2 separate regions of the Homo sapiens genome follow, and region 2 is linked to region 1. A link is a contact called in ENCODE Hi-C or POLR2A ChIA-PET data. All regions are on one chromosome and are shown on one strand. Each heading gives the region's core, a stretch centred on a gene start or an enhancer-like site at or near the end of the contact. The rest is flanking DNA. Distances are from core to core; before and after follow the strand shown.

What was found. A loop is a pair of places that touch in the nucleus more often than their neighbours do. ChIA-PET counts read pairs that join two places held with the same protein, here RNA polymerase II (POLR2A). Pooled maps may share reads with other maps.
Region 2: a pooled map shows a loop between it and region 1 (3-fold over the local background). The contact joins two enhancer-like sites. A Hi-C loop is called at or near these places in 1 of 50 pooled maps. POLR2A ChIA-PET finds 5 or more read pairs at or near these places in 2 of 52 experiments (B cell and activated naive CD4-positive, alpha-beta T cell).

Annotation. Positions count from the first base shown.
Region 1 is chr9:132,847,246-132,851,527 of GRCh38, reverse strand. All of the region lies in intron 5 of AK8 (adenylate kinase 8), which reads left to right. Among named protein-coding and RNA genes, the nearest start is that of AK8, 29 kb to the left of the region's middle. Within about 2 kb of position 2,248, at least 3 of the 41 ENCODE cell types and tissues checked have a DNase peak (open chromatin) inside an H3K27ac peak, as active enhancers do.
Region 2 is chr9:133,111,313-133,115,662 of GRCh38, reverse strand. RALGDS (ral guanine nucleotide dissociation stimulator) reads left to right here. Exons shown (of 18, transcript NM_006266.4): 2 at 3,511-3,621. Among named protein-coding and RNA genes, the nearest start is that of RALGDS, 7.8 kb to the left of the region's middle. RefSeq lists an enhancer at 1-158. Within about 2 kb of position 1,607, at least 27 of the 41 ENCODE cell types and tissues checked have a DNase peak (open chromatin) inside an H3K27ac peak, as active enhancers do.

The sequences.
Region 1 (4,282 bases), core at 999-3,498:
ACACTGTGTTTAGTTACTTCCCTGAGCTCCCCTCTCTGTCATCTCCTGATAACTCCTAGTTCCCTGGTGCTCCTCTTTTTGGTATTTTGGCCAGAAAACTGAGGTTATTTATCCTGCTCTGCCACTCACTTCCTGGGACTGCACCCATGACCAGGGTCAAGTGGTGGGAGGACAGAGAAAGGAAGGATTGACAGGGCTTTGCCCTGTTCTCTTGGGACTGGAGAAGGGTCCCCTCTTTCAGTGTTTCAGGCACCTGCAGGCCCCTTTGACACAGCAGTGCCACCACAGTCACCGCAGGACTGCCTGGAGGCAGGAGTGTGAGAAAACAGAGAAAAGAAAAACCCCACAGAGGTATCTCCCCTCCTAGCTCGCTCTTCTCCCATCTGCTTCCCACTTTCAGCCTTCAGGTTGCCTTAAGGCCAGGCCAGGAGATACTGGTTTGGTGGTATTTTGGATTCTAGTCTTTTCCCCCAACTTGCCTACTACTGGGTAACTTTCTGAGTCCTCGAATAGCTGCCCTGTGTGTTTTATGAATGTATTACAGCTACTTTCAGTGGGGTTGACAAGGCGGGTGGCGCACATTTCCTGTCTCCCAGAATCAGAACTTGTGTCTTTTTTTTTTTTTTTTTTAAATGCACCTACAGATTCTCTCTCTTTCTCCATCTGTCTCTCACTTGAAAATGTATTAGGGCCAGGCTGGGCATGGTGGCTCACACCTGTAATCCCAGCACTTTGGGAGGCCAAGGCAGGAGGATTGCTTGAGTCCAGGAGTTCTAGACTAGCCTGGCCAACATGGCAAAACCCCGTCTCTACTAAAAATACAAAAAATTGGCCGGGCGTGGTGGCCCACGCCTGTAATCCCAGTATTTTGGGAAGGCGAGGCGGGCGGATCACCTGAGGTCAGGATTTCGAGACCAGCCTGGCCAACATGGCAAAACCCTGTCTTTACTAAAAATATAAAAATTAGCTGGGCATGGTGGTGGGTGCCTGTAATCCCAGCTACTTGGGAGGCTGAGGCAGGGACAATCACTTGAACCCAGTAGGCAGAGGTTGCAGTGAGCCAACATCACGCCACTGCACTCCAGCCTGGGTGACAGAGTGAGACCCTGTCTCAAAAAAAAAAAAAAAAGTATTAGGGTTGAATGCAGTGGCTCACGCCTGTAATCCCAGCACTTTGGGAGGCTGAGGCAGGAGGCTTCTATCGCAACGACTCAGCTCTGATGTAATACAAAGGCAGCCGTACACATGCCATTGCACTCCAGCCTGGGCTACAGAGCAAGACTCTGTCTCAAAAAAAAAAAAAAAAATTAGCTGGGCATGGTGGTGGGTGCCTGTAATCCCAGCTACTCGGTAGGCTGAGGCAGGGGAATGGCTTGAACCCAGGAGGTGGAAGTTGCAGTGAGCCGACATCACGCCACTGCACTCCAGCCTGGGTGACAGAGTGAGACCCTGTCTCAAAAAAAAAAAAAAAAATGTACTAGGGTTGAATGCAGTGGCTAATGCCTGTAATCCCAGCACTTTGGGAGGCTGAGGCAGGAAGATCACTTAAGTCCAGGAGTTCAAGACCAGCCTGGCCAACATGGTGAAACCCTGTCTCTACTAAACATACAAAAAATTTGCTGGGCATGGTGGCGTGCACCTGTAATCGCAGCTACTCGGGAGGCTGAGGCAGGAGAATCGCTTGAACCTGGAGGAGGAGGTTGCAGTGAGCCGACACGCACCACGGCACTCCAGCCTGAGTGACAGAGCAAGACCCTGTCTCAAAAATATATTGATTGGGAAGCCCCAAACCTGAAGCAGGAATCTTTCCAGCATGCTGGCGAGGGAGTAGCAGTTCTCACGAGCTTGTTCTGCATGGCCCTCAGCCATGGGATCTCCATCACAAACACCCTGCCGGCCGGGCTGCAACACTGGCTCTGAACAGTGTGTTTACATCTGAATTGTCTCAAATTGTTCACTGTGAGTGGATGGTCTTCTGCCCAGGTGTGGGCAGATATCCAGAGCCCAGAGGCTATTCTAAATCGGGGGTGGACACATGTTTTCTGAAAAGGATGGAGAGACACTCGTTGAGGCTTTGCAGGCTATATGGCTTCTGTCACAACGACTCAGCTCTGATGTAATACAAAGGCAGCCGTACACAACACAGACACAAAAGGGCACGGCTGTGCTCTAGAAAGACTTTTATCTTAGAAGCAGGCAGCAGGCCAGATTTGGCCCGCGGGCTGTAGCTTGCCAACCCCTGTTCTAAGTAACACTTTCACATTGATCATGAAAACATTTCTGCCCTTTCTCTTGAGCTCTCAATAAAAAGCAAACTTCCGGCTGGGCGTAGTGGCTCACACCTGTAATCCCAGCACTTTGGGAGGCTGAGACAGGCGGATCATGAGATCCAAAGATTGAGACCATCCTGGCTAACATGGTGAAACCTCGTCTCTACTAAAAATACAAAAAATTAGCCGGGCGTGGTGGCACGCGCCTGTAGTCCCAGCTACTCAGGAGGCTGAGGTAGGAGAATCGCTTGAACCCAAGAGGCAGAGGTTGCAGTGAGCCGAGATCACGCCACTGCACTCCAGCCTGGGCGACAGAGTGAGACTCCGTGTCAAAAAAAAAAAAAAAAAAAAGCAAACAGGAGTGTTAGAAGAAAGGCCAGCTTCCCCATAGACTTTCATTTTAACTAAGTTCCCTCCCAGTCACCTGACTTCCAAGCTCGGCGACTTGATTCTGCATCTCCAGTTGAGTGCCCCCTGCAGGCCCTGCATGGTTTTCACTACCAGGACCCTTCCCCACACCCGAGACCTTCCTCCTCAGCACCCCCCACTTCTAGCAAGATGGTCTTGCCTGCCTTGGGCTCACCATCTGCAGTTGAAGGCAGAGTCAAACATGACCAAGGCAAGGCAGATGGTGAGAAGGGTTGTGATGGAAAAACCAGGGCGGGAGAGTCAAGTGATTCCTGAAGCCTCTAGTGAAGGGGACTGGAGTGGACTGTGGAGGGGCCGTCTTAGGCTGGAGGGAATGGCAGCCAGAAGTGAGGCAGGAACCAGAAAACCCAGTCCTTTACCCCAATTTCACACTCTTAACTCAGAGTGTCAAACCAACCTCACGGGAACTTTTCCTAAAACTGACCCATCAGTCGGTCACTATTTTTAAGGTTTCCCACCTCTTTTACCTAGGAAGTGCCAAACAATCTTTTGGCAGAGCATTAAAGGGGAGGGAAAGATGGCCCGAGTGACTGGAAATGGGCCAGCATTTTCCCATACAAAATGCTGTGTGCCTTAATCCATTATCCATTATTTCTTATGCATTTGCCAAGTTGGATTAGACTCTTGCATAGCAGATCACCAGGCTGGAAGCATTCAAGGGAGTCTTCCTTTCTTCTCTTCAATCTTTTTTTTTTTTTTTTTTTTTTTTTTTTGAAACAGGGTGTTGCTCTGTTGCCCAGGCCGGAGTGCAATGGCACGGTCATGGCTCGCTGCAGCCCCAACCTCCTGGGCTCAAGCAATCCTCCCACCTCCGCTTCCTGAGTAGCTGGGACTACAGGCACATGCCACCATGCCCATCTGTTTTTCATTTTTATTGTTTGTAGAGTCGTGGTCTCCCAATGTTGCCCAGGCTGATCTTAAACTGGGCTGAAACGATCCTCCTGCTCAGCTTCCTGAGTAGCTGGGATCACAGGCGCGCACCACCATGCCCGGCTAATTTTTGTATTTTTTGTAGAGACAAGGTCTCACCATGTTGCCCAGGCTGGTCTCAAACTCCTGTGCTTAAGTGATCCACATGTCTTGGCCTCCCGAAGTGCTGGGGTTATAGGCATGAGCCACCATGCCTGGCTCTCTTTGATCTTTAAAGCTAAGCTGTTTTCTCTTTTTCATCATGATAGCTACTCATCAAATTTGGTCAAATATAGGGGGGTGGTACTCCTTTGGCTTAATTGTACCTTAGTTGCCCAGGACTGGACCCCCTCAGCAGGGGTGGGGGCTGTCTGTGAAAGCACAGCTGGATATGGTCTTGCCCATCAGGCAGTGTTTCAAATTCAATATGCCAAGAGTTCCTGGAACCAGGACTGTCAGTGTGATGAGCATTCGTTCTAAGCACACAGGAAGGGAGAAACTATGTAGTTCATATCCTCAGGAATAACACGCACCTAAAAAATGTGGCATACTCATGAGCCACCATCACTGCCCCTGCCAAACGAAAGGCCCGGTGGAGATGGCGCCACGGTCTGTCTTAGTCAGCAAAGGCAGCAGGACTTCCCCACGCCTGGTGGTAGAAGACCTGCCTTTCC
Region 2 (4,350 bases), core at 358-2,857, 260 kb before region 1:
GTGTGCATTCTCTCTTGACCCCCACTGTTGCCTGTGACAGGTAGTGCTGCCCTCCCCAGATGACACACCAAGGCCGAGGGCCAGGGGCTGGGCAGAGCCAGCGAGAGACAGGGAGCTGCTGTCTGGTGGGCCAGAACTGTGAGGTGCTGGCAGGGGGGTGGCAAGCACCCCGGGGTGACCTCTGGTGACTGGGACCTGAGCAGCAGCTCAGAGGGGCTTGGGAGGTCCCCCAGGACAATCTCACGCACACGGAGGCTCTGCCGTGAGCCTTTCCACACACAGGCCCGGGGAGGACCAGGGGCGGAGCAGGCCGAGGTGCAGGCTAGAGCCCTCTCCTCACTCCGCTTCAGCCCTCAGCCAGGTCTCCTTGGGAGGGGCCGGTGAGTTCCTGGAGCCATCCATGGGGCAGGGGGCCACTAGCTACGGTTTCCAAGGAAAGGCGTCTGAGTCCGGAGCTGCACCAGAAGGCTGATGCTGGGAGGAGGTGCCGTTGGCCTGAGCGGGGAGATGGCAGGGCTGGGGCAGGCCCCGTAGGGTTCCTCAAGACCCTCACTATTCTACCCAGAGGGAGTCTGGGTTTGGCCTGTGGCTTCCTCCTTCTGTCAGCCAGGGACACGGCATCCTGCTGGCCTGTCACTCTGAGAAGGCTGATCAGGTGACACACTCACCAGACACCACCAGGCCCTGTTTCCCATCCTCATCTTCAGGGCTCTGGGCTGTGTCCCTGGAGACATTGGGGTGTGGGGGCCCCTGCTCACCGGGGACCCCATGCCACCCTCACTGCACTGACCCAAATGTTAGAAGGCCAGACAGTGTGTTTACAGGCACAGCTGCCGACTGGGTCCCAGAGCCCAGGGACATCAGCATGCCTGCTAGGGGTGGGACAGGAGTGTCCCTTGAGGACACAGCCAAGCACGTGGTGTTCTTTTCTCCTCCTAGCAGTCAGCTCATAGCGGCTGCCTGGGCACCTGCCCTCAGGGGAAAGCGTTTTCTCTGCATCAGCTGTTCACTAGGCCGTTCCTGCTCCTCCCGCTCTGAGCTCCCAGCCCGGCCAGAGTGCCCTGGGGCCCAGGCGCTGCCCAGATGGGCTGTCTGCTAACAGAGTGACCTAGGGTGGCCTGTGGGTGCTGGAACCCTGCCTTTCTTGCTGCAGAGGGTTCTGGGGCAGCTGCCAGGGCTGTTGGCTGCTTTCTTTCTCTGTCCTGTGAGGGGGCAAGGGATAGAGGCCTTACTCTGCCACTTTGTTCCCAGACCCCAGGGCAGCTCTCTCTGGAGCCTGCACCTCCACCATCTGAGCAGATGGTTTAAACAGCCCCTGTACTCCACGTAGCTCTATGGTCTGGTTCCATGCCTGCTGCTGCTGTGACGGGAAGCGACCAGAGAAGACAGGCCAGCTCCACGCGGGCTAGAGCGTCTCCCCGACTGTGTGACAGGGTGGCAACTCCCTTACCCCAAGCATGCATGGCTCTCAGTGTTGGGCCTGCATCCTTCCCCACCACCCGGCTGGCAGAAGAGGGCCCCCCGGGGGTGGGGGAAGGGTGCAGGGATCACATGACACCAAGCAGGGCTGGGCCAGCTGCTGGCCTGCCAGCTCACGGAGGAGCCGCTCTCTAGACCTGCTCAGGGACAGCCGAGGCCACCTGGCTTCAGCCCCTCCTGGGGATTGGCCTGCCTGGGGACACCTCTGTCCAGCAGGCACTGATGGTGCTCAGCCAGGACCTGGGTGCTGTGCTGGGCTCCCCCAGGGTTAATGTTTAGTCCCCTGTGGCGGGCTTGTCCTGCACGAGATCTCAGAGCCACTGCCGGTGACTTGGACACTCAGGATACTGTCTGCCTCCCAGCTGGTCCAGATGTGGCTAAAATCCCTGGGAGAGAGAGAGACTCCCAGCTGAGCCAACGGCCTTCACAGGAGGCAGTCTGGGACCCCTGAGGAGGCCCGGGTGGTTGGGGGCCCTGGTCGCTGTAACCTCTAATGCTTTTCTTTTCAAAGGAACAACTTTCTAGGCAGGGGAGAGATGTGTGAGTCAGGAAAAGGGGGGTGAGCGTATGTCTCTTTTCCTGTCAGTGGAAGGGCCAGACCTCCCCTGGCGGGGCTGTTTGTGGGGTGTGGGTGTGAGTGTGCCTGTGGGTTCCCTGCTAACTTCCAAGAAATGGGGCTGGCTCTCTGTCCAGAGGCGGTGGCGGTCAGGAGCCCGGCACAATGCCCGCAGCTTTCCTGTTGTACAAAGCCCAGCGTGGGAGGCGACCTCAGGTCGGAGGAAGTGGACTTCCAGGATGGCTCCTGGGCCTCTGAGGGTGCGCAGGAGGCAGGAGGCCAGGGTCCCGTCCACAGCATGCTGGACAGTCTACCTGGCTCCTGCTGGGGTTGAGGGAAGGGCCTGAGTCAGCACTGTCTGCCAGGCCTTCTCTGAGCTCCACGCCTACCTGGGCTGGGGCACTGACTGGGCGGTTAATGACCCTGGGCCAGGCCAGTACCTCTTAGCTCCTTCCTAACCTCTGAGGTTGATGTCCTTAACCCCCCGGCTCCTCTACCCGCTGCAAGCTCATTCCGTCCCTGGACAGAGCAGGTGGCATAGGGGGCTGTGAGGCCGGGGGTAATTGTGGCTAAGTGACCTAGGCCAGCCTGCCAGGTGGGGGAAGTCTGTCTCCTAAGACAACGGCCTTTCCTTACTGCCTGGGGCCAGATGCCCCCTTCCTGTTCCAGTCTAGGCCTGTGGTTTAGGGCTCTGTGGAACCCCAGCATCTGCCTGGATACCAGCACCGTCACCTCTCACACCCGTCCCCTCACGTGATGATGGTCAGGGAACTGGGAACTCCCATTGCCCAAGCAGGCACGAGGGCATGAATGAGCAGAGGGGAAGGAAGTGGCTGGGATGTGGCTGTCTGGGGTGCCCCACACCTGCCCAGACCTGGGCTGCCAACGCACCAGGGCTGGGCCCAGAGGAGCTGTGCGTTCCTGCTAGGTCAGCCAGGGCCCCCCAGGCTGGGTAGAGGAGGGGTGAGTGTGAGGATGCCCATGGGCCTCTGGCCCTGGGGAGGTAGGGGGACCTTCTCTTGGGGCATAGCCGCCTGGATGCAGTCAGCCGTGTCAGAGCCCTGGGGTCCCTGCCTCACCACTTACCCGAGGCAGCATGACCTTGGACCAGTTGTTCCTCTCTCAGCCTCCATTTACCCATCTGTGCAATGGCTGAATAACAGTCCCCTGTGTGGAAGGGGATGGCTTGAGGGTGGGTCTGTCCTGGGCAGGAGCAGAAGCCAGTTACTAGGGGATTGGAAGCCTGGTGGACTCATCATAATCACGTCCCAGGTCGTGGCTGGCCGGGTTGGGGAAGTGGAGTGCCGGGACAGTGGCTCTCGAGCTGTGATCTCATTCCACCCCAGGCTGTAGGTCTGTGCAGCCGCCAGTCTGTGCCCTATCTGGGAAACAGGTTACACAGGTGCATCCCCTGCACGGTGGCCAGGCAGGCCCTTGACGTCCCCGCGCCCGGCTGCCGGGCGTTGTCTTCACAGAGCTCCACGCAGGAGATCGGTGAGGAGCTGATCAACGGAGTCATCTACTCCATCTCCCTGCGCAAGGTGCAGCTGCACCACGGAGGCAACAAGGGGCAGCGCTGGCTCGGGGTGAGTGCGCTCGGGGTCTCCACTGGGAGACGCAGCTGGGGATCCCTCCCAGGACTTTTTCACTTGAGGGCCCCCAGTTCTGATCCCAAAGGAAACGGCCTTCACTCCCTTCCCGACCCCCACTGTCCAGCCCAGGCTTAATCGGGTTTTCATGTTTGACCTCCCTTCCCCGGGTGTGCAGCCATCAGCCTCACCATCCTCCATGCCTTCTCCCAGATGTGCACACCATCTGGAGTAGTGGGGCTGTCTTCACCCAAGGACAAAAGGGCTTCAGGCTGTTAGGTCTCTGCAAGTTGCCATCTCCCAGAACACATCCCTGGGGTTCCTCCAGGTTGAGAGCCGGGGCCTGACTCAGCTGCATAATATTCCAGAAGGGAGGCTGGAGCCACTGCCCCAGTTCAGCTCCTCATGACTGTGGGGCCACTGTGAGTCCTCTGAGGACACTTCAACAGTGCTGCAGGAGCCAGGCGCAGTGGCTCATGCCTGTAATCCCAGCATTTTGGGAGGCCAAGGCAGGAGGATTGCCTAAGGTCAGGAGTTTGAGACCAGCCTGGCCCACATGGTGAAACCCCATCTCTACTAAAAATACAAAAATTAGCCAAGCATGGTGGTGTGTGCCTGTAATCCCAACTACTTGGGAGGCTGAGACATGAGAATTGCTTCAGCCCAGGAGGCTGAGGTTGCAGTGAGCCGAGATCACACCACTGCACTCTAGCCTGGGTGACTGTC